Linked DNA regions of Homo sapiens: region 1 is linked to region 2. A link is an interaction called in ENCODE POLR2A ChIA-PET data of the cell type or tissue named here. Cell type or tissue: Panc1. All regions are shown on one strand. Each heading gives the region's core, and the rest is flanking DNA. Links, peaks and the distances in the headings are about the cores only. Region 1 overlaps HLTF-AS1 (HLTF antisense RNA 1). Region 2 has its middle 19 kb from the start of TM4SF18-AS1.

Region 1 (15,431 bases), core at 376-5,375, 170 kb before region 2:
AGGTTCTCCAAGTCCCCACCAGACTCAGGAGCCCAGCTGGCTTCACCCAGTGGATCCTGCACCTGGGCTGCAGGTGGAGCTGCCTGCCAGTCCCCTGCCGTGCACCTGCACTCCTCAGCCCTTGGGTGGTCGATGGGACTGGGTGCCCTGGAGCAGGGGGCAGCACTCGTTGGGGAGGCTCTGGCAGCACAGGATGGGGGGGGGTGGGGGGGAGAGATGGGGGGAGGGGGAGAGGTGGGGGAGGGGGAGAGCTGGGGAAGGGGGAGAGGTGGGGGAGGGGAGAGGTGGGGGAGGGAGGAGGGGAGGGGGAGAGGTGGGGAGGGGGAGGGGGAGGGGATAGGTGGGGGGAGGGAGGGGGAGGAGGGGGAGGGGAGGGGGTAGGGGGGTGCTCATGCATGCCTGGCTGCAGGTCCTGAGCCCTGCCCCACGGGAAGGCAGCTAAGGCCGGCGAGAAATTGAGCACAGCAGCTGCTGGCCCAGGTGCTAAGCCCCTCACTGCCCAGGGTCGGTGGGGCCAACCAGCGGCTCCAAGTGCGGGGTCTGCCAAGCCCACGCCCACCCGGAACTCCCGCCGGCCGGCAAGCACCACGCACAGCCCCGGTTCCCGCCTGCACCTCTCCTTCCACCCTCCTCACAAGCTGAGGCAGCTGGCTCTGGCCTTGGCCAGCCCAGAAAGGGGCTCCCACAGTGCAGCGGCGGGCTGAAGGGCTCCTCAAGTGCTGCCAAAGTGGGAGCCCAGGCAGAGGAGGCGCCGAGAGCGAGCAAGGGCTTTGAGGACTGCCAGCATGCTGTCATCTCTCACCACCACTGAAGAGTAATTATCCCCAAAGGCCTACCACCAAAGTCCTCATTTCCTCACACCGAGGCCAGTAGAATGCTTTTCCTCCAATCATGCAATTTAATCTATCAACTGAATATATACACAGAAATTAAAAGTCACACAAAAATCACAAGTTAAATGAAAAGCAAAAAAAAAATTCCACAAAAAAATCTGTAAGTGGCACCATATTAACAGACTAATAAAAGATCCAAAACTTACCTTTTTTTTTTTTTGAGACGGAGTCTCGCTCTGTCACCCAGGCTGGAGTGCAGTAGCAGGATCTCGGCTCACTGCAAGCTCCGCCTCCCACATTCATGCTATTCTCCTGCCTCAGCCTCCCAAGTAGCTAGGACTACAGGTGCCCACCACCAGGCTCAGCTAATTTTTTTTGTATTTTTAGTAGAGACAGGGTTTCACTGTGTTAGCCAGGATGGTCTCAATCTCCTGATCTCATAATCTGCCCGCCTTGGCCTCCCAAAGTGCTGGGATTACAAGCGTGAGCCACCGCGCCCAGCCACTTAGCTTTTTTAAAACTAAAGCTATAGTATTTTAGAAAGTACTTGATAAATTAAGTTTATAAAAATAGGGTAAGGCCGGGCGCGGTGGGTCACACCTGTAATCCCAGCACTTTGGGAGTCCAAAGCGGGCGGATCACCTGAGGTTAGGAGTTCGAGACCAGCCTGGCCAACATGGTGAAAACCTGTCTCTACTAAAAATACAAAAATTAGATGGGCATGGTGATGGGCGCCTGTAACCCCAGCTATTCAGGAGGCTGAGGCAGAAGAATCGCTTGAACCCAGGAGCCAGAGGTTGCAGTGAGCTGAGATTGTGCCACTGCACTCCAGCCTGGGCAATAGAGACTCCGTCTCAAAAAACAAACAAACGAAAAATAGGGTAAAAATGTGCTGAAAACTAAAACTGTCTCACACTTTACTGGTAGAGTCTTCCTGCAAAATGTTTTGTCTGCAAAAATTAATGTCTTATGAAACTCTCTTCTTAGGCTGAATCACACACAACATAATTTTCAAGCCAATTCACTTTGTATTTTTCTTCATGCTTGCTTCACAGGTGCAGGGATATTAGCAGAAGCCTTTTCCAGGTACATCAAGTTCTTTTGAGGAATTTCTGAAGGCTTTTGTGCTCCCTGTTGATGTTGTCCAGCACCTGCCTTTGTTTTATCAAATGTTTCTTGACCAGAGCATCTTTCCATTATAATTTATTCCTTATTGCCAACATATCCTTTTGGATGCCTTGCTCTGGTTTTCTGAAAGATAACTGCAATATTTTTTGGTAGGAAAATAAGTTCTGTCTTGCAATACCCAGAAACTTCTGGATACACTTCTCAACACCAGTTTGAATTTCTCCCTAATTAGTGCCATTAACAGTCATAAAAAATTAGTCCAAGACAAGTGATATCATCTTAAGCAAATGACAGGGAAGTTGCACACCTCACTGATGTTTCATATTCCATTGAAAAAAGTTTAGTCAGTGGAGTAGCCACTCCTGCAGCATGGGAGGCTAGGTAGTGATGTGCCTAGCTAGAAGTTTATTATCATGGAAGAGAGAACAGATTTAGGGGTACAACTAGTGATCTTCTACAAATCCTAATGTTCAATAACATAACTTTTGACGAGTATACAAGATGAAATGCAAAAGTTTTTTTATGGTAAAATGCCTATGTTACTGAATCAAAGTAACAGAAAAGATGCAAAATTAGAATCAGGAGTAGAGACTTTCTCTCTCTCTCTCTCTCTCCTCTTCTGCACATACAGCAGAAAGTCTATGTGAGCACACAGCAAGGTAGCTAGCTGCACACCAGGAGGAGAACCCTCACAGAACCCAACCATGGTACCCTGATCTCAGACTTCCAGCCTCCAGAATAGTGAGAAAGTACATTTATGTTGTTTCAGCCACCCAGTGTATTTTGTTATACAGCCAAACCTGACAAATATGGGTTTGTCTCTATATTTTCTTCTGTAGATTTTAACTACCATTTTTAAAAGCAAAAGTGTATTAGTAGAAGCTAGATAGTATTTACCATGTAGAAGAGATATTATGCAGAAAAACTTCATACAAACATATTTGAAAGTCTTAATGCTGTTATATAAAACAAATTAAATTTCTACACAAATACAAGAAACCAAAAGAAATGTAATTCCACATCAACTGTTATCCAAATATCTAGAACAGCATTGTCCAAAAGAACTTTCTACAATTATAGACATATTCTGTATCTATGCTTTCAATAGGGTAGTCACAAACTATGTGTGGTGGCTGAGTTCTTGCAATGTGGTTAGTGCAGCTATAGAATGAATTTTTTTTGAGAGTCCAGCTCTGTTGCTCAGGCTGGAGTGCAGTGGTGTGATTTCAGCTCACTGCAACCACTGCCTCCCAGGCTCATGTGATCCTCTCACTTCAGCCTCCCAAGTAGCTGGGACCACAGGTGCACACCACTACACCCAGCTAATTTGTTGTACTTTTGGTAGAGATGGGGCTTCACCATGTTGCCCAGGCTGGTCTCAAACTCCTGACCTCAAGCAATCTGACCATTTTGGTCCCCGCCAAGCGCTGGGATTACAGGCGTGAGCCACCACACCCAGCTGAAACCGATTTTTAAATTTAAGTTTAAATATAATTAAACACATGTAGCTAGTGACTACCACATTGGATGGCACAGATATAGAAGATACAACTTTGTACAATTTTTTCCAGCACCAGATCCAGTCAAAATTCGCAAGTTTTACTGCAGTATATCAGCTCATCCGTTCAATGATCTTTAGGGAAAATGGAGGAGGGAATATATAACCCACTGAAACTTCAGCAGTACATGTCCATGTTTCTCTAACATAAAACATCCATACCCTTCATCAGGATTTCCCAAACTGGACACTGTTGAAATTTTATTTATTTATTTATTTATTTATTTATTTATTTATTTATTTATTATTTTTTAGAGATAGGGTCTTGCTTTGTTACCCAGGCAGGAGTGCAGTGGGGCAATCACGCATCTCAACTCCTGCAGCCTTAAACTCCTAGGCTCGAGGGATCTTCCCACCTCAGCCCCCCAAGTAGCTGGGACTATAGGTGCACACCACCATGCCCAGCTAATTTTTAAAAATATTATGTAGAGACAACGTCATCACATTGCCCAGGCTGGTCTCGAACTCCTGAGCTCAAGCGATCCTCCTGCCTTGACCTCCCAAAGTGCTGGGACAGGCATAAGCCACAACACTCTGCCACTATTGAAATTTTAGACTGGATCATTCTTTGTTGTGAAGGGGAAATATCTGTCCTGTGCATTGTTGAAGGTTTAGCAGTATCCCTGGCCTCTATACGCTAGATACTAGTAGCACTCCTCCTGACCACTTGACAGTCAAAAATGTTTTTGGACATTGTCAGATGACCCGGTAAGAGGGGAGAAAAATCACTCTCCATTAAGAAACACTGCCTTACATGATCTCACTCACACATGACTTCCTTTTTTATTTAAAATAACACCACCTTCCAAACCTAACTCGATTGTAAATACCATCTATATGCTGATCACTCCCAAATATATATCTCTCCAACCCTGACTTTTTTTTTTCTTTTTTCTTTTTTCTTTTTTTTTTAAACTTTTAAGTTCGGGGTACATGTGCAGGATTTGCAGATTTGTTATATAGGTAAACATGTGTCATGGGGTTTCATTGTACAGATTATTTCATCACCCAGGTATTAAGCCTAGTATCCATTAGTTCTGTTGTTCCTGATCCTCTGCCTCTTCCCACCTTCCACTCTCCAATAGGCCCCAGTGTATGCTGTTCCCCTCTATGTGTCCATGTATTCTCATCATTTAACTCTCACTTAGGAGGACATGCCGTATTTGGTTTTTTGTTCCTGTGTTAGTTTGCTAAGGATAACAGCCTCCAGCTCCATCTGTTTCCCTGCAAAGGACATGATCTCATTCTTTTTTATGGTTGCATAGTATTCTATGGTTTATATGTACCACATTTTTTTTTATCCAGTCTATTAGGTTGATTCCATGTCTTTGCTATTGTGAATAGTGCTGCAATGAACATATGCGTGCATGTGTCTTTATGATAGAATGATTTATATTCCTTTGGTTATATATCCAGTAATGGGATTGCTGCATCAAATGGTATTTCTGTCTTTAGGTCTTTGAGGAATCACCACAGTCTTCCACAATGATTGAACTAATTTATACTCCGACCAGCAGTGTATAAGCATTCCTTTTTCTCTACAACCTTGCCAGCCACCTGTTTCCTTCTCCTAGATAAACTCCACCAAAGCAAGAACTTATATTGTTCACAGCTGATCCTATAGCACCTAGAAGAGGATCTAGTAAATATTAAATATTTGTTGATTAAATAAAGTAAATCACTTTTCCTTGCATCTAAGCATAATTTAGGAAAGTAATAACTTAAAAAATCAAATTCTATCCTACCATGAAACATGCTTTCTCCTGTAGATTCTTCTGTTATTATAGAAGTTGAGTATTCCTTACCCAAAATCTTAGGACAAGAAGTGTTTCAGGTTTGGGATTTTTTTTTTTTTTTTTTTTTTTGGTGTATCTGTGGCCAGGTGCAGTGGTTCACGCCTGTAATCCCACCACTTGGGGAGGCCAAGGAGAGAGGATCGCTTGAGCCCAGGAGTTTGATACCAGCCTGGGCAAGATGGTGAGACCCTGTAATTCCAGCTACTCAGGAGGCTGAGGTGGAAGGATCACTTGAGCCTAGGAGTTCGAGGCAGCAGTGAACTATGATCAACTCTACTGTACTCCAGCCTGGGTGACAGAAAGAGACCCTGTCTCTATTTTTTTAAAGGAATATTTGCATATACATAATGATATATTTTGAGGATGGGCTCCAAGTCTATATGTGAAATACATTTATGTTTCTTATATACTTGATACACATAGCTTGAAGGTAACTTCATACAATATTTAAAAGTATTTTGTGCATGAAACAAAATCTGTGTACACTAAACTATCAGAAAGCAAAGATATCATTCTATCAGTCACCCATGTGGACAATCTGTTTTTGATTGGCATCACTGTCATTCCTGATTCTGAATTTATATGCTACTGATAAGCAACCATTTTCTTACACTTATTTGCATGTAAGTACTTAACAGTAAAAAAAAAAAAAAAAAAAAAAAAGGGACATATCATTAAGATACTGAAAAAGGCCGGGTATGGTGGCTCACGCCTGTAATTCCAGCACTTTGGGAGGCCGAGGTGGGCAGATCACAAGGTCAGGAGATCGAAACCATCCTGGCTAACACAGTGAAACCCCATCTCTACTAAAAAAAAAATACAAAAAAATTAGCCGGCTGTGGTGGCAGGTGCCTGTAGTCCCAGCTACTCGGGAGGCTTCTGGAGGCTGAAGCAGGAGAATGGTGTGAATCCTGGAGGCGGAGCTTGCAGTGAGCCGAGATCGCGCCATTGCACTCCAGACTGGGAGAGAGAGTGAGACTCCGTCTCAAAAAAAAAAAAAAGACACTGAAAAAAACAATGTGTTGGAGGTAAGTAAGCAGCACAGTAGCATCACCAGAATGCCTATATCATCCATTAAACAACAACATCAACAAACAATGGCAGGCTTTCAGTCTCCACTTACAATGCTGTACAGGTGAGCCTTGAAAAAAAAACACAGATTTAAACTGTGCGGGTCCACTTATATGCAGATTTTCTTCCATATATGCCACCCCTGAGATAGCAAGAACAATCTTTCCTCTTCCTCTTCCTCATTCTTTGCCCACTTAATATGAAGATGACAAGGATGAAGACCTTAATGATGATCCACTTTCACTTAATAAGTAGTAAATATATTTTCTCTTCCTTATGATTTTCTTTATAAAATTTTCTTTGCTCTAGCTTACTCTATTGTAAGAACACAGCATATAATACATATGACATGTAAAATATATGTTAATCGACTGTTTTTGTTATTGGCAGTGGTTCCAGTCAACGGTAGGCTATTAGTATATAAATTCTGGGGGAGTCAGTTATATGTGGATTTTTTTTTTAATTGTGTAGGAGGTCAGTGCCCCAACCCCTGCGTTGCTCAAGAGTCAACTCTATTTTGATTAAAAGGTTGCTGTACACTGTATTTTATATTTTTAGATGGGAAGAAACATCAGAAACTGCTGAGGGACCAGGAAATGAGTTCTCAAGGGATAAGAAGGCATTCTGCTGGATGACTTTTTAAAATACTTCCTCCGGAGTCATCTGACTCATTAACAATAGTTTTTGTCTTAAAAGTCTCTGATTTTATAAACTGATATGATTATTGTTCTGTGATGAATGCATGCTACTCTAGTCCTTTTTTGTTTGTTTATTTGTTTTGTTGTTGTTTGTTTTGAGACACAGTCTTGCTCTCTTGCCCAGGCTGGAGTGCAGTGGTGCGAGTTTGGCTCACTGCAACCACTGTCTCCCAAGTTTAAGTGATTCTCCTGCCTTAGCCTCCCAAGTACTGGAATTACAGGCGTGTGCCATCATGCCCAGATAATTTTTGTATTTTTAGTGGAGACGGAGTTTCACCATGTTGGCCAGGCTGGTCTTGAACTCCTGACCTCAAATGATTCACCCACCTCTGCCTCCCAAAGTGCTAGGACTACAGACGTAAGCCACCATGCCCAGCCTTGCTCTAGTCTTTTGATAAGTCCATCACACATTTTCACCATGTTATCTATAGGCAGTTTTTCTGCAGTATAACAACGTCATCTTCATTGTCATGTTGGAGCTCAAAAAGATTTGGATTTTGGAGCATTTTGGAATTCAGATTTTTTGATTAGGGATTTTCTGATTAGGGATGCTCAATCTGTAATTGAAAAAAGACAATTGATAATCCCCCAAAACTTCTCAGAAAGCAATTTCTTATCCAACATTTTATTTTAGATATTTTAGACATTTTATCCAAATCACTGCTGTTTCCAGTGAGAACTTTTGCTGTAAATTACACAGAATACATCTAACATGTTTACTTTTAAGTAGAATAAAGTCATACAAATCTGACTGTCTTGATAAAAATTACAAACCTAGAGGAGGTCTCCTTCACTGGAATACATACAAAATGAATCATATTGTTACCAAAACACCATGGGTTCAGTCTAGGTCCTGCTGTTCACCACACAGAAAGCCAATCACTGAGACAACAATTATTGCCAAGGAAGAAAGTTTTCATCCAGTGCTGCAGTGGAAGAGATGGGAGATCAGTCTCAAATCCATCTCCCTTACCAATACAATTAGGAGTTTATATAGCAGGAAATAAATGTAACAGTGTGTTAGAAAACAGAAACTAGAAAGGGGTAAAGATACAAAATGAAGGGTCTGGCTTCTCACTGTCTGCATGTGGGGATCTGGTTTCAGTTCTTCGATACTTTTTGAGAGATCTGGGGGTCTTTCTTCCTGAGGAAGGAACTCAGAGAAAAACAAATACATGTTTCAAGCTTTAAGACCAGAAGGACCAGTTTCTACATTTATCCAAAAAAAAAAATCTATTGGGCTATTGGATTGGTCTCAATCCCTGCATTCTATTTATCAGTTCCTTTATTATGGGGAATCTGGTCATTGATCTTTCTGGCTGCTGAGGAGGGGAACTGTGGCTCCATATCTTGGGTGACCACATGGCCAGCTAGGAATCCAAGGTTAATCTAATACTATAGTTTTTTTCTGAAACACAATCTTTCTCTCTCCAGTTCCCCACTTCCACCAAAAACAAGTCACAGCAATACCAACCTACTTGCAAAATAAGCTTCTGTTACTATACTTGGCCTGGTTACCCCCACAAATACAGCAAGAATCATTGTCCATATAGGGCCTCCTAAACTGGCTTTGCTGGAACCTCTCACAAGGCCATTTCAGTCAAAATTCTGGGAAAATAACAAGTTCCTCCACCTGTGTGTCATTAGAAAAGAAAACAGGTTCTTATTAACCACATGCAAACAACCACATTGCCATGAATTAAGAATATTCACAAACAGTTTACAAATTCTGGAGAAATTAGGCAGAAAGAGAAATATGCCTCAAAGTCTGTTTACAAAAGTATATTCTACTCAGTATATTTAGGCTACAAATAGCTCAAAACAAAAAAATTTCTCCAGACTCTGAAAAAAACAAAAAGAATCAGCAATATTTCAAACAAAAAAAGCCATAAAAATTATTTCAGTCCTCCATTAGTTCAGTCCATACAGTTAACTCTTGCTCTGCTTCATAATGGGTTAGCAATCTTTATGAACATACCAGCCTTTCAATTAGTGCCCTGGAAGTTTTCTTTCTAATGTAATGGCACAATCTCCAAAGTTATCAGAAACCTGCACTCAGAGTCCTTTCATGAACTCCCCCAAAGAAGCAAGCCCTGGACTGTAGCTAATTATAAGTCACTTTTTGAGAAGGATCAAAGCAAAACAACAATTGTAGATGGCAAAACTTAGCATGGCCATAAAGACACAGTTGACAAGATAATTTGGTTATTTCCATGGCGTACAACAATTTAATAATCATAATTATTACTGACAACATATATTAAGACATACCAGAATTTTAGGAGTCTCATACAATCCTGGAATACATTGGCAACACATCTAGAAATATGACCCAAAGGAAGCTAACTATCACCTCAGATTTGACAATGCTTCCTGAATAATTCTAACAGAACAAATAAGCCTAATATATCTCTCTTGGAGAGAGACAGGTGACTTCAGGGAACCTAATATCCAAAAAAGTTTGTTTAAGGTCAAAAAGATTGAATTTAAAACCTGAAATTCCACTCTTGGAGTCTGTCAAAGGTTTAAGACACTTCATATCACAAAATAGGATCATAGGTCATTATGAAATAGTCATTCATCTAGCTGAAATGATAAAACAAAAATATTTACTCTTTGATAGACAGACTCAGTTTCCCAAACAATAACACCTAATAAACTCAACACGAAGCCAACTAAATGTGTCTCCCCCCGTCCATTTTTTTTCCTGCAGTTTACTTAAAAGGTAAACACAAATCTCTTAAGATCTCTTACGTGAAAATGTTGTTTAAAAGAGAAAACCAAATTTTACATTTGTATGGTATATTATTAATACTAAAGCTGATTTAAATAAAACCTTATAAACAAATCTATCTAATTTTAATCAGTTTGACCATAAAGTAAGATTTCCATAAACTTTTTTTTTTTTTTTGAGACAGAGTCTTGCTCTGTCACCCAGGCTGGAGTGCAATGGTGCAATCTCGGCTCACTGCAAGCTCTGCCTCCCGGGTTGATGCCATTCTCCTGCCTCAGCCTCCCAAGTAGCTGGGACTACAGGCGCCCGCCACAGCACCTGGGTAATTTTTTGTATTTTTAGTAGAGACAGGGTTTCACCAGGGTCTCGATCTCCTGACCTCGTGATCCGCCCGCCTTGGCCTTCCAAAGTGCTGGGATTACAGGCGTGAGCCACCGCGCCTGGCCTCCATAAACTTTTTATAACCTTTTACAATTTTTTATTAAATAACTGATTAATGCTCCAAGAAAACCCTGTTATTCTGACACACAGTCCCAGATGCTGGCTTGCATCAGTATGCTTTTGATATTAATGTTTAATTTACAGAAACACTCTAATCTTATTATTCAAAATCAGCACTTACAATCTCACGCGCCCACCTCTTCCACTATAGTCCCTGGGCCTAGAGGGATTGCTTAGTTTTAATTTCCAGCCCTGTGTCTCATGAAAGCAGTTAATTTTGATTGTTGCCTTCTCTTGCATCTGAAGACGATAGTTCAATTGGTGTCAATGCTCAAAATTTAAAGGGGTAAGTGCCTTCTTCAGATCCAGGAGTCAAAGCCCTTAACAGCACAAGCATTAGTTAACAGGATATTTATACTGCAGAAATTCCTATCACTCTCTCTAACATGTTACAAATTAAAACACTATAATTTGGTGTATAGGAGTTACTGCCTGCACCACTTCCAACCACCGTATTAAAGTAGTTAGATTACTCATGGCATGTGTCTAATTGCTAGCATTCTGTGATAGATCTATGACCAAAAGCATCAAAAAGTGATAGGTCCTATGCCAACTCACCAAAGTAAAACAGCTAACCTTTCTCTCCATCATTAAAAATAAAAAATAAAAATAAAAAGCAAATGCAAATATCAGTTCTGGAAACTCAGTATGAAGATAAATTATCTCCCTTCCCTTAAATTCTGTACTACAAAACAGGCACAAAGTAAGAACAAGCACACAATAATTTATTTTCAGCTATTTCAACGAGCATCATCATGCATTTCCAAGATTGGTTTGTAGATATAGTACTAACAACTGATTAGGTAACTTTCACCACTAAAATCTTCAAACCAATTTAACATTTGTACATATTTTATTTTCAAGTACACACATGAAGCCCTAACAGTGATAAAAAGCTTAGGATCAAAGATCACTAGAAAGTCTCCCCTTAAAAAAAAAATTACTACTTAATTGAAGTGACTGTCACTTAATTTTAATAATGGTTAATGCAACTAAAGCAATTACAGAGAAATCCTGGTCAATGGAATTCTTTAAGAACAAGGCTGGCTGGGCACAGTGGCTCATGCCTGTAATTCCAACACTTTGGGAGGCAGAGGCGGGCAGATCACCTGAGATGTGGAGTTCAAGACTAGCCTGACCAACATGGTGACACCCTGTCTCTACTAAGAATACAAAATTAGCCAGGCATGGTGGTGCATGCCTGTAATCCCAGCTACTTGGGAGGCTGAGGCAGGAGAATCACTTGAACCCGGGAGATGGAGGTTGCAGTGAGCCGAGATTGAGAGGTGATAGCGTGCTGGCAGCCCTTGCTCACTCTTGGCGCCTCCTCAGCCTCGGCGCCCATTCTGGCCATGCTTGAGGAGCCCTTCAGCCCACCGCTGCACTGTGGGGAGCCCCTTTCTGGGCTGGCCAAGGCCAGAGCTGGCTCCCTCAGCTTGCGGGGAGGTGTGGAAGGAGAGGCATGGGCGGGAACCAGGGCTGCGCAAGCGGGGCTTGCAGGCCAGTGCGAGTTCTGGGTGGGCGTGGGCTCGGCGGGCCCCACACTCGGAGTGGCCTGCCGGCCCCACCAGCCCCGGGCAGTGAGGGGCTTAGCACCTGGGCCAGCAGCTGCTGCTGCACTCAATTTCTCGCCGGGCCTCAGCTGCCTTCCCGTGGGGCAGGGCTCAGGACCTGCAGCCCACCATGCCTGAGCCTTCCCCCCTTCACCCCCTGCTGTGGGCTCCTGCACAGCCCGAGCCTCCCCAACGAGCACCGTCCCCTGCTCCACAGCCACCGGTCCCATCGACCACCCAAGGGCTGAGGAGTGCAGGTGCACAGCAGGGGACTGGCAGGCAGCTCCACCTGCAGCCCGGGTGCAGGATCCACTGGGTGAAGCCAGCTGGGCTCCTGAGTCTGGTGGGGACTTGGAGAATTTTTATGTCTAGCTAAGGGATTGTAAATACACCAATCGGCACTCTGTATCTAGCTCAAGGTTTGTAAGCACACCAATCAGCACCCTGTGTCTAGCTCAGGGTTTGTGAATGCACCAATCGACACTCTGCATCTGGCTAATCTAGCGGGGACGTGGAGAACTTTTGTGCCTAGCTCAGGGATTGTAAACACACCAATCAGCACCCTCTCAAAACAGACCAATCAGCTCTCTGTAAAACAGACCAATCGGCTTGCTGTAAAATGGACCAATCAGCAGGATGTGGGTGGGGCCAGATAAGAGAATAAAAGCAGGCTGCTTGAGCTAGCAGCGGCAACCCACTTGGGACCCCTTCCACACCATGGAAGCTTTGTTCTTTCGCTCTTTTCAATAAATCTTGCTACTGCTCGCTCTTTGGGTCCACACTGCCTTTATGAGCTGTAACACTCACCGCCAAGGTCTGCAGCTTCACTTTTGAAGCCAGCGAGACCACGAACCCACTGGGAGGAACGAAGAACTCCAGATGTGCCGCTTTAAGAGCTGTAACACTCACCGTGAAGGTCTGCAGGTTCACTCCTGCAGCCAGCGAGACGAGACCATGAACCCACCAGAAGGAAGAAACTCCGAACACATCCGACCATCAGAAAGAACAAACTCCAGACACGCCGCCTTTAAGAACTGTAACGCTCACTGTGAGGGTCTGCAGCTTCATTCTTGAAGTCAGTGAGACCAAGAACCCACCAATTCCGGACACAAGATCACGACATTGCACTCTAGCCTGGGTGACAGAGTGAGACTCCGTCTCCAAAAAAAAAGAACAAGGCTAATCTTTCCTGAACATTAAAACTTTGCACCCATATCACAGTTTGTCCTCATGACCTAAAGGAAAAGATCTGAAATCAATTCAAATTATTAAGTGAATTGAATTTCTTTGGAAACAAACACCATTTAGAAAATCTTATTCTCATCTACTTTTCCAAATAAGATATATAATGTACTATTTCTGCTTAGAACTTATAAAAGTCTTTTATGTAATTTTTTTCACCAGGAACCCTAAAGCTCTCATAGCTCTTGGGAGCATCAGAAGTAGCAAAACCAATCAAATTTCAAATACCTGGTATCCTCTATCAATTTTTAGAGGCTTGATAATGGTAGCTTAGGAATTTTTGGATAAATAGAGCAGATAGTGAATTCTTGGAAATCCATAGGAAACAAAATGACTATTCATAGAACCAAATAAAAGCCTTCCGTTAGAAACTAAAAAAAATCAATGGTGTTTTATGTGTTTATATAAGCAAAATGCAAAGGAGAAAAAACAGCAAATAAATGAAAATTAGAAGAAAAAAAAACAAAGAGGAAACCACTCCCCAATTTTTCTCTTACTTGGTTTACCCAGGAGGCTATAGTATTGCCCAGAGCCTACAAAAACAAATGATGAATATTTTGTTCCTGGTACACAATTTAATGTCTTTAAGTCCACCAATACCATTATGTATTTTTTGCAATTGAGAAATTCACTTTAGGTACATGACCAGTAAGTACTTTAGTGCTGAAACTGTCTATGCAGAATAGCAAAAATAGTGTGAAGCAATGCAAGCATATATGTGAAATTTGGCTCCATGCTAACTAAATCTGGCTTCATGCTTAACTTTATTAAAAAAGAATGGCCAAACTGCCAATGTATTTCTTTACAATATTTTCTTATTTTACTTTCTTCGAGATTAAGAACTTTATGAACAGTGTTAATTCACTGAATTTCTCCAATTTTCTATCAGCTTTTAAAGAATATTTTACTATCTAAGCTTTTTCAACTTTTTTTTTTTAAATAACCAGTCATTTTACTTTAGGACAAAAATTTACCTTACAATTTACCATCCTTTCTCATATGAAAGTATTCTCTTTTCTTTATACCCTTCCTTACCAAAAACACATCTTCATATCTGTAACTTTCTTTTTTTTCTTTTTTTTTTGAGAGGGAGTCTCACTCTGTAGCCCAGGCTGGAGTGCAGTGGCGTGATCTCGGCTCACTGCAAGCTCCGCCTCCCGGGTTCACGCTGTTCTCCTGCCTCAGCCTCCCAAGTAGCTGAGACTCCAGGCACCCGCCACCATGCCTGGCTAATTTTTTGTATTTTTAGTACAGACGGGGTTTCACCGTGTTAGCCAGGATGGTCTTGATCTCCTGTCCTCGTGATCTGCCCCCCTCGGCCTCCCAAAGTGCTGGGATTACAGGCGTGAGCCACCGCGCCCGGCCCATATCTGTAACTTTCTTCACATCACTCTCCCCTACCTACTGATTCCTTACTACTTTGTTTCACGAATAACCTTTTCAAGTCCATATTTTGAATTAAACTTTAGATAACTTCTGAATTAAATAAAAATTATTATTTTTCTCACTAAGAACACCTCTTTTTGGTACATTTTATATACAGAATAATATATTAACCATAATTCTTATCCCTAGACCTTAAATTTTAGCGAAAACCTAGGAAGCAAAAAATCCTGAGCTGCCTATCAGATATGATCATTTTATAGATGAAAACCATTCCACAATTTTTACAAATATGTTTCTCCATATCATAACCTTTTAATTGGAAATGATATCTAATGAGCATTAAAAACCATTTTAAGATTTTAAATTACACAAAAAATTCACCTACAACATTTATCCCATTTACAAGTACTCAATTCTTCCATTTTTAACAGTTTAGATGACTTCTGAAAACTGAGATATTAGTCGCAGCTAATCATCATTTAAAGGTATTTCCTTGTCAGCCTTTGTTTTGTTTTATTTTATTTTATTTTATTTATTTATTTATTTTGAGACAGAGTCTTGCTGTGTCACCCAGGCTGGAGTACAGTGGCATGATTGCAGCTCATTGCAACCTCCGCCTCCTGGGTTCAAGTGATTCTCCTGCCTCAGCCTCCCGAGTAGCTGGGATTACAGGTGTGCACCACCATGCCCAGCTAATTTTTATATTTTTAGTAGCGACAGGGTTTCACCATGTTGGCCAGGCTGGTGTCGAACTCCTGACCTCAGATAATCCATCCTCCTCAGCCTCCCAAAGTGCAGGGATTACAGGCTTGAGCCACCGCACACGGCCTGTTTTATTTTATTTTATCTTTTTACAGCCGTGAACATCAGGTAATCACATAAGAACTTTAAATACATAGGTATTTTTGCCAGTAACTCAGAAGATTCAGCT
Region 2 (15,431 bases), core at 6,397-11,396:
GGAAAGTGTCAAAGAACATCTGAGACACAGAAGGAAAGGGAAGCAAGGCAGCTGTCACTGCTCAGACTGGCTGGGAGCCAGGAGAGGCTCCCCAGTGTGGGAAAAAGATAAGTGAGAGAGCTTCAGCAGTCCATACTTCTACCATGGATTCCCGCTAATCCTAGCCACAAGAGAGCCCCTTAGCCCTTGCAGGCCCTGAGACTAGTAGAGAGAGTGGCTTGGAGTTGATACAATGGCATCATTCCAGGGAGGGAGTTCATGCTGGGTCCCATAAAACCCCCAAGACCCAAGTAGCTGTAGCATGGCACCATTTTGGGAGCCCAGCCCCAACCAGACTGTATCCTGCCCCAGGGCCCAACAGCCCTTGTATCTCCACATCCCTAGAACCCCAACGACATTCTCCTGTGTCCACTCAGAGGGCTGAGCACTGTGACACTGAAGCCGTATCCAGTAGATTGGCCGGGTCCCCACCACTCTAGCCCATACCATGTTCTACACTGTGGGGGATGGGCTGTGCCGTGCACCAGGGAGGCTACCCCAGAACAAAGGGAGCTGTGCATGCCCTCTCCAGAGCCTGAGAGCCATCTGCCTGGAGTGACTGCCACTGATAGCAAACACTGCCCTTTCAGCAGCAGGGCTACCACACACCAGAAGGCACCTTTGGTGGACATGAGACCAGCCCATCTAGATGCTGTCCTGGAGTCTGAGGACAGGCACACCTGCCCACTGCTGCTTCCACTCCAGTGTGCCATCTTGGGTACTGGGGATCGACTTGCCCTGCCTGCCACAGCTGTTCCTCATGTGCACTATCAGGGAACCTGAAGACAGTCTTGCCCCACCTGCTGTTGGCACCCAGGCATGCCATCTAGGGGCCTGAGGGTGAGTCTGCCCACTCTGCTGGTGCCCACACACATTAACTGGGAACCTAGGGACTGACCCACCGTATCCACCACAGTCTGCACTCATGCACACCATCGAGGGCCTGAGAACAGGTCCACTCTGCCTGATGCCACCTCTGCCAATGCCCACATGTGCTGTCCAGGGACCTGGGGATCAATCTGCCCTGCCTGCCATCACCAGCGTCTATGCACTCCTCCTCCCCAGGAGTCTCAGGGGGCGTGCCTGACCTGCCAGAGCCCACAAGTGTTATCGAAGCCTGAGGATCAACCTTCTCCACCAACCACCGCTGAATTTGTACACTACTTCCAGGGTATGAGGACAGGTCTGCCCAACCTGCTGCCATCACCTCTGCTGGCACCCACCTGCATGTACCACCTGGGGGTCTAGGGAATGGCCTGCTCAGACTGTTGCTTCCACCACTGGCACTTATGCATGTCACTTGGGGGCCTGAGGGTTGGCCTGCTACCACTCCTGCCTTCACAACCATACATGCCACCCAGGGACCCAAAAATACGCCCAACTCACCATTGCCACTGCTGACACCTGAGAAAGCCACTTGGAGGCCCAATAATTAGCCTGTCTGGATCCTCTAACACCAGTGCCCATGTATGCTGCTGGGCCCCAAGGATGGGAAGACTCAACCTGCTGCCACCACCACTGGGGCCCAAGGACTGTCCCATCTGGCATCCCCATCCCCAGCAAAACCTCCACTAACAACCACAGGATAAGCCACCAAGGAACTCACAGGCACCACTGATGCTGATTACAGCTGAGGAAATTGTACAGAAACCACATGACTGCACGCAGCAAGAATCAAAGTTAAAGCATCCTACCCAATCCACACTATAAATACATCTATAGAAAATGTCTCTTTTCCTACCAAAGCCACCGCCCCACAAAAAATGGGAAGAAGTGCAGATATCAATGTAAAACACAAGAAGCATGAAAAAGCAAGGAAACATGACACTTCCAAAACAACACAATGATTCCCCAGTGACAGATTCCAATGAAAAAGAAACGTATGACATGCCAAAAAAAGTCAAAATAACAATATTGAAGCTCAGTGAGATACAACAAAACACAGATAAGCAACACAAAGAAATCAGAAAAAAATTCATGATCTGAACAAGAAATTCAACAGATATACAATAAACCCCAAAAAGACATCCTAGAACTGAAGAGCTTTTTAAAAATTAAAAATATGATCTAGAGCTTCAACAACAGACTTGAAAAAATAATTTTTGAACTTGAGGTCTGGTATTTTGAAACAACCCAGTCAGAAAAAAAAAAAAGAGAGAGAAAGAAATGAAGAATTAAAAAGAATGAAAAAAGCATATGTGACATATGAGTGACATAAAGCTACCAAATATTCAAATGTTGGGTATTCCAGAAGGAGAAGAAATGGACAAAGACATAGAAAACCTATTCAACAAAATAATAGCTGAGGGCTGGGCATAGTAGCTCATGTCTATAATCCCAGCACTTTGGGAGGCTGGGAAAATTGATTGAGGCCAGGAGTTTGAGACTAGGCAAGGCAACGTAGTAAGACTCTATTTCTACAGAACATTTAAAAAATTAGCTGGGTGTGGTGGCACGTGCCTATAGACCTAGCTACTTGGGAGACTGAGGTGGAAGGATCGCTTGAGCCAAAGAGTTTGAGGGAACAGTGAGCTGTGATCATGCAATTGCCTTCCAACTTGGGTGACAAAGCAGGACTCTGCCTAAAAAAAAAAAAGTTTGTTTTCATTCCTTGTTAAAAAAACAAACACTGTTAATGCAAAAGAATAATAATAATAAACTGAAAAGTTCAAATGTCTTACAAGAGATATAGACATTCAGATACAGGAAACTCAAGGATCCCCAAATAGATCAACCTGAAAAGGCCTTCTCTAAGACACATTAGAGTCAAGAGTCAAAAACAAAGAAAGAAAAAAGAGAATTCTAAAAACAGCAAGAGAAAAGCATCTAGTCTCGTATAAAGAAATCCCCATCAGACTAACAGCAGATTTCTCAGCAGAACTCTTACAGGCCAAAACAGCATGAGATGATACACTCAAAACACTGAAAATAAAAAAAAAGAGTCAACCAAGAGTACTACACTCAGCAAAGCTATTTTTCAAAAATGAAGGAGAAATAAAATCTTTCCCAGACAAGCAAAAACTTAGGAAATTCATCACCATTAGATAGGCCCTATAAAAAATGCTTAAGGGAGTCCTATATCTGGAAGCAATAGGATAATATCTACCATCCTGAAAACACATGAAAACATAAAACTCATTGGCATGGCAGACACACAAATGAGAAAGACAAAGGACTCAAGGACTACAGAAAACCACCAAACTGCAATTATAACCAATAAGAGAGAAACAGAAGGGAAAAGGATATATGAAATAACCAGAAAACAATTACCAAAATGACAGGAATAAGTTCTTACCTATCAATAATAACCCTGAATATAAATAAATTAGAGTCCCCAATTAAAAGATATAGACTGGCTGAATGAATTTTTTAAAATGACCCAAATATATGCTACCTACAAGAAACTCACTTCACCTGTAAAGACACATAAAGACTAAACATGAAGGGATGAAAAAAGATATTCTGCAGAAACAAAAACCAAAAGTTAGTAGGAATAGCTATCCTTATATCAGATAAAACAGACTTTAAGTCAAAAATGTAAAAAGAGACAAGGTCGTTTTGTAATGATAACGGGATCAATTCAGTGAGGGAATGTAACAATTCTAAATATATATGCCCAACACCAAAGCACCCAGATACATAAAGTAAATATTATTGAGCTAAAGGGAGAGATAGACTCTAACACAATAATAGTTGAGAACTTCAACACCCCACTCTCAGCATTGGACCAATCATCTAGACAGAAAATCAACAAAGAAACATTGGATTTAAACTATACTTTAGACCAAATGGACCTAACAGATATTTACAAAACATTTTAACCACTAGCTGCAGAACACACATTCTTTTCATCAGCACATGGAAAATTCTCCAGGATAGACCATATGTGAGGCCACAAAATATTTCGACAAATTTTAAAACATTGAAATCATATCATTGTATAATGGAATAAAGCTAGAATTCAAGAGGAACTTTAGAAACTGTACGAATACATTAAAATTAAACAACATGATCCTGAGTGACCACTGGGTCAATGAAGAAATTAAGTAAGAAATTTAAAAATTTATTGAAACAAATGAAAATGGAAACCCAACAAATCCTTTAAGATTCAGCAAAAGCAGTGCGAGAGAGTATTTTATAGCAATAAATGCCTACATTAAAAAAGCTGAAAAAGGCCAGGTGTGGTGGCTCACACCTGTAATCCCAGTACTTTGCGAGACCAAGGCAGGAGGATCGCTTGAGGTCAGGAGCTCGAGACCAGCCTGGCCAACATGGTGAAACCCTGTCTCTACTAAAAATACAAAAATTAGCCGGGTGTGGTGGTGTGTGCCTGTAATCCCAGATGCTTGGGAGGCTGAGGCAGGAGAATCACTTGAACCAGGGAGGTGAAGGTTAGAGTGAGCTGAGATCATGCCACTGCACTGTAGCCTGAATGATAGTACGAGACTCTGTCTCAAAAAACAAAACAAAAAAAAGTAGAAAGATTTCAAGTAAATATCCTAATGATGCACCTCAAGGAACTAGAAAAGCAAGATAAACCAAACCCCAAATTAGTAGAAGGAAAGAAATAATAAAGGTCAGATCAGAACTCAGTTAAAAAGAGACTAAAAAGACATACGAAGGCTCAACTAAATGAAAAGTCAGTTTAAAAAAAAAATAAACAAAATAGATAAACCACTAGCTAGACTAACCAAGAGAAAAGAGAAGACACAAATAAACAGAATTAGAAATACAAAAGGAGACATTACAACTGATACCATAGAAATACAGAGGATCATTAGAGATTATTATGAACAACTGTACAATAACAAACAGAAAAACCTAGAGGAAATGGATAAGTTCCTGGACACAGATAACCTACTAAGATTGAACCAGGAAGAAACAGAAAACCTGAACACTCCAATATTGAGTGATGAGATTGAATCAGTAAAAAAACATCCCCCAAGAAAGAAAAGCCCAGGACTGGATGGCTTTACTGACAAATTCCACCGAACTTACAAAGAAGAATTAATACCAATTCTTCTCAAACTATTCCAGAAAATTGAAGAACAGGGAATTCTTCCTAACTCATTCTGCAAGGTCACCATTACCTTAATACGAAAACTAGACAAGGACACAACATAAAAAGAAAACTACATATCTCTGATGAACATAGATGAAAACATCCTCAACAAGATACTTGCAAACCAAATCCAACAAATATCAAAAAGATAATACACCATGATCAAGTGGGTTTTTTTCCCAGGGATGCAAGGATGTTTCAACATAGCAAACCAATCAATGTGATATATTACATTAACAGAATAAAGGACAAAAACCATATGATCATATCAGTAGGTACAGAAAAAGTGTTTGATAAAGTTCAACATCCTTTTGTGACAAAAACTCTCAACAAATCAGGCATAGGAGTTACACTCTTAACATAATAAAGGCTATATATGACAATCCCACAGCTAACATACTGAGTGAAGAAAACCAGAAAGCCTTTCCTCCAAGAACTGGAACAAGACAAGGATGCCCACTTTCACCATTCCTATTTGACATAGTATTGGAAGTCCTAGCCAGAGCAGTCAAGCAAGAGAAAGAAATAAAAGGCATTCAAATTAGAAAAGGGGAAGTCAAATTTTTCCTTTTTGCAGATGACATGATCTTATATATAGAAAAATTTAAAGACACTACGAAATAACTCTTACAATAAATGAATTCAATAAAGTTGCAGGATACAAATCAACATACAAAAATCAGTAGTGTTTCTATATACCAATAACACAGTAGCTGAAGAAGAAATCAAGAGAACAATCCCATTCACAATAGCTACAAAACAAAAACCAAACCAAACAAAAAACCTAAGAATAAATTTAACCAAAGAGATGAAAGATGTTTACAAGGAAAGCCACAAAACACTGATGAAAGAAATTGAAGAGGATACAAAAAGTGGAAAGACACCCCATGCTCATGGATCAAAATTAATATTGTTAAAATGACCATTCTACCAAAAGCAATCTACAGATTTAAGGCAACCCTATAAAATACCAATAACATTCTTCACAAAAATAGAAAAAAAAATCCTATAGGCCAATGACATATAGGCCAACGAAAAAGAATAGAGAACCCAATGACATACAGGCCAATGAAAAAGAATAGAGAACCCAGAAAGAAATAAGTCCATATATTTACAGCCAACTAACCTTCCAAACAAAAAAAAGTGACAAGAACATAGAATATACACTCGGGAAAGGACACCTTCTTCAATAAATGGTGCTGGGAAAACAGGACATCCATATGCAGAGGAATGAAATTAGAGGCCATATCTCATCATATGCAAAAATCAACTCAAAGTGGATTAAATGCTTACATGTAAGACCCAAATATAAAAACTGACTAGAAAAAAACATGGGGGAAACACTCCAGGACATTGATCTAACTATTTTATAGCTAATACCTCAAAAGCACAGACAACAAAAACAAAAATAGACAATTTCGATTATGTTAAACTAAAATACTTCTGCACAGCAAAGGAAACAATCAACAGAGTGGAAAGAAAACCTGTTGAATGAGAGAAAATATTTGCAAACTATTCATGTGACGAAGGATGAATATCCAGAATATACAAGGAATTCAAACAGCTTAACAGTAATAATAATAATAACAATAATAATATTCCCATTAAAAAGCAGGCAAAGGGTCAAATGAAGAGACATTTCTCTACAGAAGATACACAAGTGGCCAACAAACAGATATATGAAAAAATGCTCAGCATTACTCTTCATCAGGGAAATGCAAATCAAAATCACAATGAGATCTCATCTCACCCCAGTTAAGATGGCTATTATCAAAAATACAAAAAGCAGCAAAAGCGGCTGAGGTTGCAGAGAAGGAACTCTTACACACTGTTGGTGAGAATGTAAATTAGTACAGCCATTATGGAACGCAGTATGGAGTTTCATCAAAAAACTAAAATTAGAACTATCATACAATCCACTACTGGGTATTTATCCAAAGGAAAAGAAACCAGTGTATCAAAGGGATACACCTTTGATACTACACCTCCATGTTTATTGCAGCATTATCCCCAAAAGCCAAGATATGGAATCCAACCCAAGTGTGCATTAACAAGTGAATAGTAAAGAAAATGTACTATATATACACAATGGAATGCTATTCAGCCATAAAAAAGACTGAGACCATGTTATTTGCAGCAACATGGATGCTGGGGTGCATTATATTAAGCAAAATAAACCAGGCGCAGAAAGACAAATGTCATATGCCCTCATACATGGGAGCTAGAAAAGTCGATTTTATGGAGGTAGAAAATAGAATGATGGTTACCAGAGGCTTGGAAGAATGTGTGGGGGTGGTGGTGGGGGAGTAATGGATGATGAAGAGAGGTTGGTTAATGGGTACAAACATACAATTAGATAGAAGAAATATGCCCCAGGGTTCAATAGCTCAGTGGGGTGACTATGGTTAATAACACTATATCGTATATTTCAAAATAGCCACAAGAAAAAAATTGAAAAGTTTCCACCACAAAGAAATGATAGATGTTTGAGGCAATGGATATCCTAAATGCTCTGATTTAGTTATCACATATTGTATGCGCATATCAAAATATCATATGTACCCCCTAAATCTGTACAAATATCATGTATCATTAAAAAATAATTAAAAATAAAGACGGGAAAATGTCACTTGACATAATATTCTTTGCTTTCTCAAATTCCTGTGAGTGCATTAGAGAAAAATAAGTATCATAAAGAACGTTATTTTCTGGTGGTTTTAGGACTTTGTCTGTTCTAACATGTGTCTTCACTCAGTAGGCCAGAAGAATTAAATCTCCTGTTGTCCTCAATATGGTAAATATACTTGGCAGTTGGACTATCAGAAAAACTTTTTGCCCACTTTTAAATGCTAATGAATGCCAGAGTAATGCATTTTAGTGTTAGTTTTTGGTTATTAAGACAACAATTGGTAATATAGTCTTAGGTGTTACTGAGTACATAATATTTATAGAATATAGTTTAAGGATATCACATTCAATGATTTAACTGTGCCTTCAGATCTTAGCAGGAGTGTATAAGTTGCACACAAAGAATGTTTTAAAATTTTAATAAAATGTTATTGATGACATTGTCTGCTATATTGTTAAATGTTTCATAAGTATAGAGTAAATCCATTTTAAAGTTTTGTGCTAGGAAAAAGATGAATAATATATTTTCCTTTACATTGTCGGCCAGCGCATTTAGAGAAGAATTTTGTCTAGCAATGCTCCTTGGCTTCAAAATTTTCCAATTACTTTCTTATATTTATTTTATCAGTATATTTTAATTAGATGCCTAAATCTTTTTCAGAAGTAACTAGATTATGAAATTTTTCAATTATCTTAATTATTTAACTATAAATATTTTAACCAGTGACTCATTACCTTCCAGCTGCTGTTAAATTTTTTTTAGTGAAGAAATCTATACCAGATGGAGCATAGTTCCAAAGAATTTCTTTAGCAGCAATATAGTAATGTATAACATGTGTCCCAGTAACAAAGGCTTCTGTTGAAGGTTTCTGGCAATTACTTACTTTGAAAAATGCCTGCATACTCTCTGAAAAACAGATAGAGAATGTTATTAAAACATTAAGACAATTTTCTTGGTCAATACATATTTTCAATTTTAGCCAACAATATTGAGACTTTCTATTTCTTTGAGAAATGTGATGTATGAAATCAATGGAAAAATTTAAGATGTATGAAATAAGTACAAAAGTCAGGATGCAAAAATGAATATTAAAGGCATATATATTATTAGAGAATAATAACCAGCTTTGGACCAACTCTGAAGTGAAGATGGTACCTACATACTGAGAAGAATTTGAGAGTCCAAGAACATCTTCCCTCATGAATATGAAATTACTACTACTAGTCATTAATGAGTTAGTTGGTTTATTCAATTAACTAGTTGGCTGGAAGAAAGAAACTCAAGGCATGAGAAGATCAGTCCTGTGTTTTAATTTCAGAGCACCGTTGGTGGGAATGTAAATTAATATAGACTTTATGGAAGACAATTTGGCAAAATTTGTTAAAATTAAAAGCCCTGGCAGGCAGTGGGTCACACGTGTAATCTCAGCACTTTTGGAGGCCAAGGCAGGCGGCCTCACTTGAGCCCAGCAGTTTGAGACCGGCCTGGGCAACATGACAAAACCCCATCTCTACAAAAAAAAAAAAAAAAAAATCAGCTGGGTGTGATGGTGTATGCCTGTAACGCCAACTACTCCGGAGGCTAAGGTGGGAAGACTGCTTGAGCCCAGAAGATCGAGGTTGCAGTGAGCCATGACTGCACCACTGAACTCCAGCCTGAGCAACAGAGCATGACTCAAAAAAAAAAACAAAAAAAAACCTCTCTGCCATTATATAGTTTCACTTCTTGAGAGTCATGAGAAATATTTTCACATACATGAAGAGACATATAAAAAGGTATTAAATAAGGTCAGGCACGGTGGCTCATGACTGTAATCCCAGCACTCTGGGAGGCCGAGGCGGGCGGATCACCTGAGGTCGGGAGTTCAAGACCAGCCTGACCAATATGGAGAAACCCTGTCTCTACTAAAAATACAAAATTATCTGGGCATGGTGGTGCATGCCTGTAATCCCAGCTACTCAGGAGACTGAGGCAGGAGAATCGCTTGAACTTGGGAGGCAGAGATTGCGGTGAGCTGAGATCGCGCCACTGCACTCCAGCCTGGGCAACAAGAGGGAAACTCCATCTCAAAAAAAAAAAAAAAAGGTGTTAACTATAACATTGTTAATAAACCAAAAAGGCAGTAGCAACTTAAACATCTGTTTGTAGGCAAAAGGTTAAATAAATTACAGTACAACCAAAATATGGAAAACTATGCAACAGTTAAAAAAAAAAAGTTAAATGTATAGAGAATGCATGGAAAGAGACTTCAAGACTTTGATATGAGTGATGAAAACAACAGAATATTATATGCAGTGTGATCTACTTACATAAAACAAAGCACAAAACATAGCTATGTATTTTTATTTCTACGTGTTCATGTTTATGTTGTGTGAAAGTGCATAGCGAACAGGTTTTCAAATACTTGCACAAATTGATTACAGTGGCTAAGATGGTGGTGGGGTGGAATTGGACTGATGGTGTGTCCTTAAAGCAGCTCTCCAAAACTAAACACAAACTCTGATTTATGTGCTAATTTTTTTGTAGTGTAAGCACTTCCCATTGCAACCAATTTGAAGCTACCAATAATTTAACTGCTGGATTATTTAACTCTCAGCTCTTTTGAGCTGGAGGCTAATGTATACTGCATTAGACTTCTTTCACTTTTTCTGCCTGCTTTCCTCCACCTATTTTTCTGCCTCTTTTCCTCCTTCTCTTCTTCCATTTCTCCCACTTTTTTTCCTCCTTTCTTTCCTTCCTACCTTTCTTTCCAACAAAGGTCTATTCATATATTCTTGTAATTACTTAAAAAAAATGGAGTAAATTAAAGCGCAGAAAATCTTCAGAAGGACACAGAAAGAGGAGACACACAGGAGAAAGTGATGGGATCCCATCAGCCAACTAGGCTTTGAGGCGTTTTTTCACTTGGTCTAGGGCTGACACTAGTCTTTCTGCAGGGTTGAGGTAGAAAGACTGTCTTGAGGGTATGATCTGAGAATAAGGTAGATAGGAGGTATTGGTGGAGCTGAGTATATTTTAATCTGAAAATGATCATCTTTTCTAAGTGACAACTTTTTATCACTAAATTCAGTCCTTGAGTTATAATAGCCGTGAGTGGTTTTCTTTTTCTCACACAAAAAAATAAAGTTAAATTCTGTAATTCTAATGAAAATTATGTTTTTTTCTGATTGAAAAATAACACAGAACATTTACGTGATCATATATAGAGTTTTGTCATATTCAAGAATAAAAAAGATAAACAACAACATAACTGACCATTCTGTTATTAAATGGCAAATGTGGAGAGGGAAATAAACAAAAATAAGGAGGTTTACTTGAGTAATCAATTAGAATTATTGGGTTCTGCATAATTTCTTGCTCTGCTTCCCATAGGATTTTGATTCTTGTTTCCTCAGTTAAAGAAAAAGCTGTAATAATATCTGCTCTGTCTGACACTCAGGGTTCTCACTCAGGGTTTATATTCTCACAATGAATATAAAAGTTTTTGTAAAAACAGCAACCCAATCCTATATACTTAAAAGGATTTAAAGCTGTCAGGGACCTGGGCTCCATCACTGACTGTTTCCAAAAGGAATCATATCACCTTCTTGGATATCGGTTTCTTCATTTGTAAGGTAAGGCATTTGTAATGGGCTATGACCTTGGAAGTTCTCTGACTCTGTATCACGCAAAAGTAATAGATCACTACCATGTATCTGGCATCCCAGCATCCACACTCCAGGGGCCTTGGCCACCATGAAGGCATCTTCCAGTGAGGAGGGGAAGAGCATAATGGTGTCCTTTCTGTGATTCCGAGAGATCAGAGTTTGTCCGCGGAGGTAGACGGGGTGTATGTCAGCCACGCCACCCATGCCAACAAAATACCACTGGACCCTATCTTCAGCACACATGGTGAGATTGGGCAGATTTCCATAGATGTATCCATTTATTGCTGAAAACAAATGTATATTAATCAATCAGGCATGATAGATCAGTGCCACCTGGTAAAAATTCTGTGTATTTCCTCATCATATTAATATAAACCTCACAATGTCAACATTGTTCTCACACATAATCTATAACATCTGATTTGTGTTTCATGGGAAAGGAGTCCATATGCATTGTGTATGATGAGAAGTGAGGGGAACACAAAGGTTTAAAGGCAAGAGGAGAAAAAGTTCCTGAAAGGCAGGAAGCAGTGAAAAGGGGAAAAAAATAGAAACTAAGTTCATGAGAGAAGAAACCAAGGATAAGGGTGACGGATTATGATGACATCATTTCTGAAAAATTCTATGTTGGATAAAAACACATATTCATAAAATATTTGGTCAATTATGTCTTTGTTATTCCATATTTTATTACTTAAAGTTACGTCTTTCTTAGGTTTTTACTGTCTATTTTAAATCAGTATGAGACTTCAGAAAACAAATATTGACCAAACTTTACTTGCTATTGGACTTAGGGAATGAGCAGGCTTTACTAGTGATTTGCATTTGCATGTCAACCCAGTATACTCTGATTGAAACGCTGAAAAACATAAACTCAACTAAATAAACTTGAACAAAGGGAAATGACTGAATACGATCATAGAAGTTAGAATTATAAGATATTATGTATGAGAAAGTTCTTTTAATCGTACATTGCATGCTCATGCTCTCCTCAAAACGGGGATCACTAGTATTAATCTTGCCAGATTCAGTAAATGCACGAATATTTTCATCACTATACCAGCTTCTGCTTTCATCAGTTGTAGAAAACATCAGAAAAGAAGACCTGTCAATATCTTTTTCAGTGTCTCCATTCAGTGTCCCTGAAACAAAAAACACATTTCTTACTTTTCATGTAGACATTAATTAGAACCATTGTTACAGATACAACTACTTTTACGATCTACAGTTTTGTTAATTGTTAGGGCACGTGAAAAAGGTAAATGTTTGCGATGTGGGATGTCGGTTTTTGTAAAGTTTACAACAAACTTAAAAAAGCATATTACCTATATGAAGCCATATTTAAAGAATCCATACTCATCTTTACATCAAATCAGTAACTTTCTGCAGTGTCTGCATCTGATGACCATTATCGCGTGAGATTGTTCAAAGTCTAAAAATTTGTGTTTCCTCAAACGAAGGATAACTTTAGTTCATACCAATTTATTTATTCTTCTATGCTTATATTCAACAAATATTTATTGAATATTTGTAATGTGTTAGGTACTATGACAAGTGTTGGGTTTATAAAAGTGAACAAGACAGTTATCTACCCTTGCAGGGCATACAATCAAGGGTGGACGCCATCAATTAATAAGATACTATAGTGTGTAAAGTTCTATAGTAGGGAAGAGTTCAGTGTTTGGGAGCTGGTTAATTTAATTTTGGGTATGGAAATCTTTTCTGAAGGCAGTGACACCTCAGTTGATATTTAAAGGATGAGGAGTTTGCTGGGGTGTACCTGTAGAGAAGATTCCAGGCAGCAATTAAGATAAAAGGAATTTGGACTTTATCGTCAGAACAATCAGCAGTCCTTGAAGGATTTTAAGCAAAGGAGTGACAGACTCAGAATCATCCTCCCACCTTCACCCCCCAGACAGAAAGCCAAGTGGAGATGAATTGAAAGGGGAAGCACTAGAGACTGGTGGGGCAGCTAAGAGGCTGTTGTGGGTATCCTAGCAAAAAGATGGCAGTGGCCTGAACTAGGTTAGAGTTCGTGGAGCTGAAGAGAAGTGAGCTGACCTTGTGATGTGTACGAAGTAGAGCTGGCGGGACTTGACTGATGTATTTAGCAAGTGATGAGGGAGAGGGCAGTATCAAGAATGTTACCCAAGGTTTTGTCTCCAGTGACTAATTGGAGCATACTGGGGCCATTCCCCAAGGCAGGGAACACAGAAGGAAGGGAGAGATTCAGGGCAGGAACAAATGACGGGTTTTGGAATATGACGTATTTAGGTACGGATGAAACACCCAAGTAGAGACGCCAAGTTGCCAGGCCTGACTATCAGTAAAGGAGTTTGAACCAAAGTTACAGATTTCAGACTCATTAACCCACAGATGGAAACAAATGACTCAAAATGGATAAGATCCCTCTGTGCGCTTAGATTGAACAAAAGAGAAAAGTGCTTAGGACAGTGGGAATAAAATAGTTATAATATTTAAAAAGTATATAAAAATATAATATTCTATAAAATTATTATCAGTCCCAAATATTTTATAACAGCCTTATATTTAAAACCATAGGGCATAAATCAACATAACTGTAAGTGAGAAAGTCTTTTTCTTTTTCTTTCTTTTTTTTGTAGAGACACAGTTTCACTATGTTGCCCAGGCTGGTCTCAAACTCCTGGCCTTAAGTGATCCTCCCAACCTGGCCTCCCAAAGTGCTGGGATTACAGGCATGAGCCACTGTACCCAACCAAGGAAGGCTTGATGGCAGTTCACATACTTGCCTTTGAGAATGCAAAGCATTAAGTTATCTTACTGTTTAAAAAGAAAAGGGAGAAAGTTTGGAAATGTTCAGACTAGATAGCTAATGTTTAAGTTAAATATAATAAACACATATTCTTTATCTTGCCATTATGCAGTTGAGTTCCTTGCAATTTTGAGAAGGGCAAAAAGCTCTTCCAAAGTTGGTTTAAAAAGTTATCTCCCGGCTGGGCACGGTGGCTCACACCTTTAATCCCAGCAGTTTGGGAGACCGAGACGGGCGGATCACAAGGTCAGGAGTTCAAGACCAGCCTGGCTAATATGGTGAAACCCAGCCTCTACTAAAAATACAAAAAAAAAAAAAAGTTATCTCCCAAGGAATGTAATTTGTAATCATGAGACTATGTGTGTTTGGCATAGGAAACTGCAATTATTAAAATATTTATTGTGGAGAGATGTTTGTTCACCTAAAATTTAAACTTTGATTGTCATAGGAAGTTAAATTTGCTCATTAACTTCATAATTAATCTAGTGCTGTTGCTTTGTTGATCTTGTTTTAATGAACCAAATCAGAATTTTCAAAACTCTATATTCCCTTGCAAGTTAGAAACATATCAGCAAAACTTCCTCCTTGCAAGAATTATTAATAAACTGATGATTCTAACTGATTCACCTTAAAACATAAACACAAAAAGGTGGCAGTAATTTTGAAGGAAGATGGCCGAAGTGAAGTTTATTGGGTTTGACTACCATCTAGTGACCAACCTGAATTATTGGTTGAACTGAGGGTTGGATTTGAGATCGCCATCTAGTGCTCAGAGTCCAAGATGGCAAGTTTCCATTCTTGACTGGAAAACCAAGGTTAAGGCAGGAAAATGGAGTGCCTTGGATAGTAAAATTCCTCTAGGAGAGCAGAGGACAGCCTACCCATTCTGGTTTACTCTTTTACTGCAATGAGATTTTTTTTTAAAGTTACCTCTTTTACAAGTCAGTATTGGTCCAATAAGTCCCGAAGCTACATCTCTTGCAGTGTCTATATGGGAATGGTAAATTCTTGTCACACAATTACTGTCATTGGGGCCAGGTCCCTGATGTTCTTCTACATACCACTTGTAGGTATATTGTTTCCCTGGCTCCAGATATTCATCTTCCTTTTGCAGGCCTGTCGTATTATCAGGATAGATAGCACCTAGAAAACATATTCTGCACTGTGGTTACAGTAAATATTGGATAACACTATTTTGAATGTGACTCGGGCTTCCTCCATTATGCTACTTTGTATTTCTCAAAAAGTGTGCATTTCTCC

What was found. Peaks named below come from ENCODE experiments on the same cell type or tissue, not always from the same donor. Only the 100,000 strongest peaks of a DNase experiment are listed, where the experiment ranks them.
Region 1: POLR2A ChIA-PET joins it to region 2 with 10 read pairs; 3 of 35 experiments call an interaction of 5 or more read pairs at or near these places.

Annotation. Positions count from the first base shown.
Region 1 is chr3:149,097,613-149,113,043 of GRCh38, forward strand. It overlaps HLTF-AS1 (HLTF antisense RNA 1), which reads left to right. Exons shown (of 3, transcript NR_046648.1): 2 at 1,889-1,919; 3 at 4,975-5,211. It also overlaps the pseudogene MED28P2. Among named protein-coding and RNA genes, the nearest start is that of HLTF, 19 kb to the left of the region's middle. In Panc1, for the core only: no CTCF peak of the experiment used is centred there; no DNase peak of the experiment used is centred there.
Region 2 is chr3:149,258,402-149,273,832 of GRCh38, forward strand. It overlaps the pseudogene CPHL1P. Among named protein-coding and RNA genes, the nearest start is that of TM4SF18-AS1, 19 kb to the right of the region's middle. RefSeq lists an enhancer at 11,143-12,342. In Panc1, for the core only: no CTCF peak of the experiment used is centred there; no DNase peak of the experiment used is centred there; H3K27ac peaks cover 2,876 bases.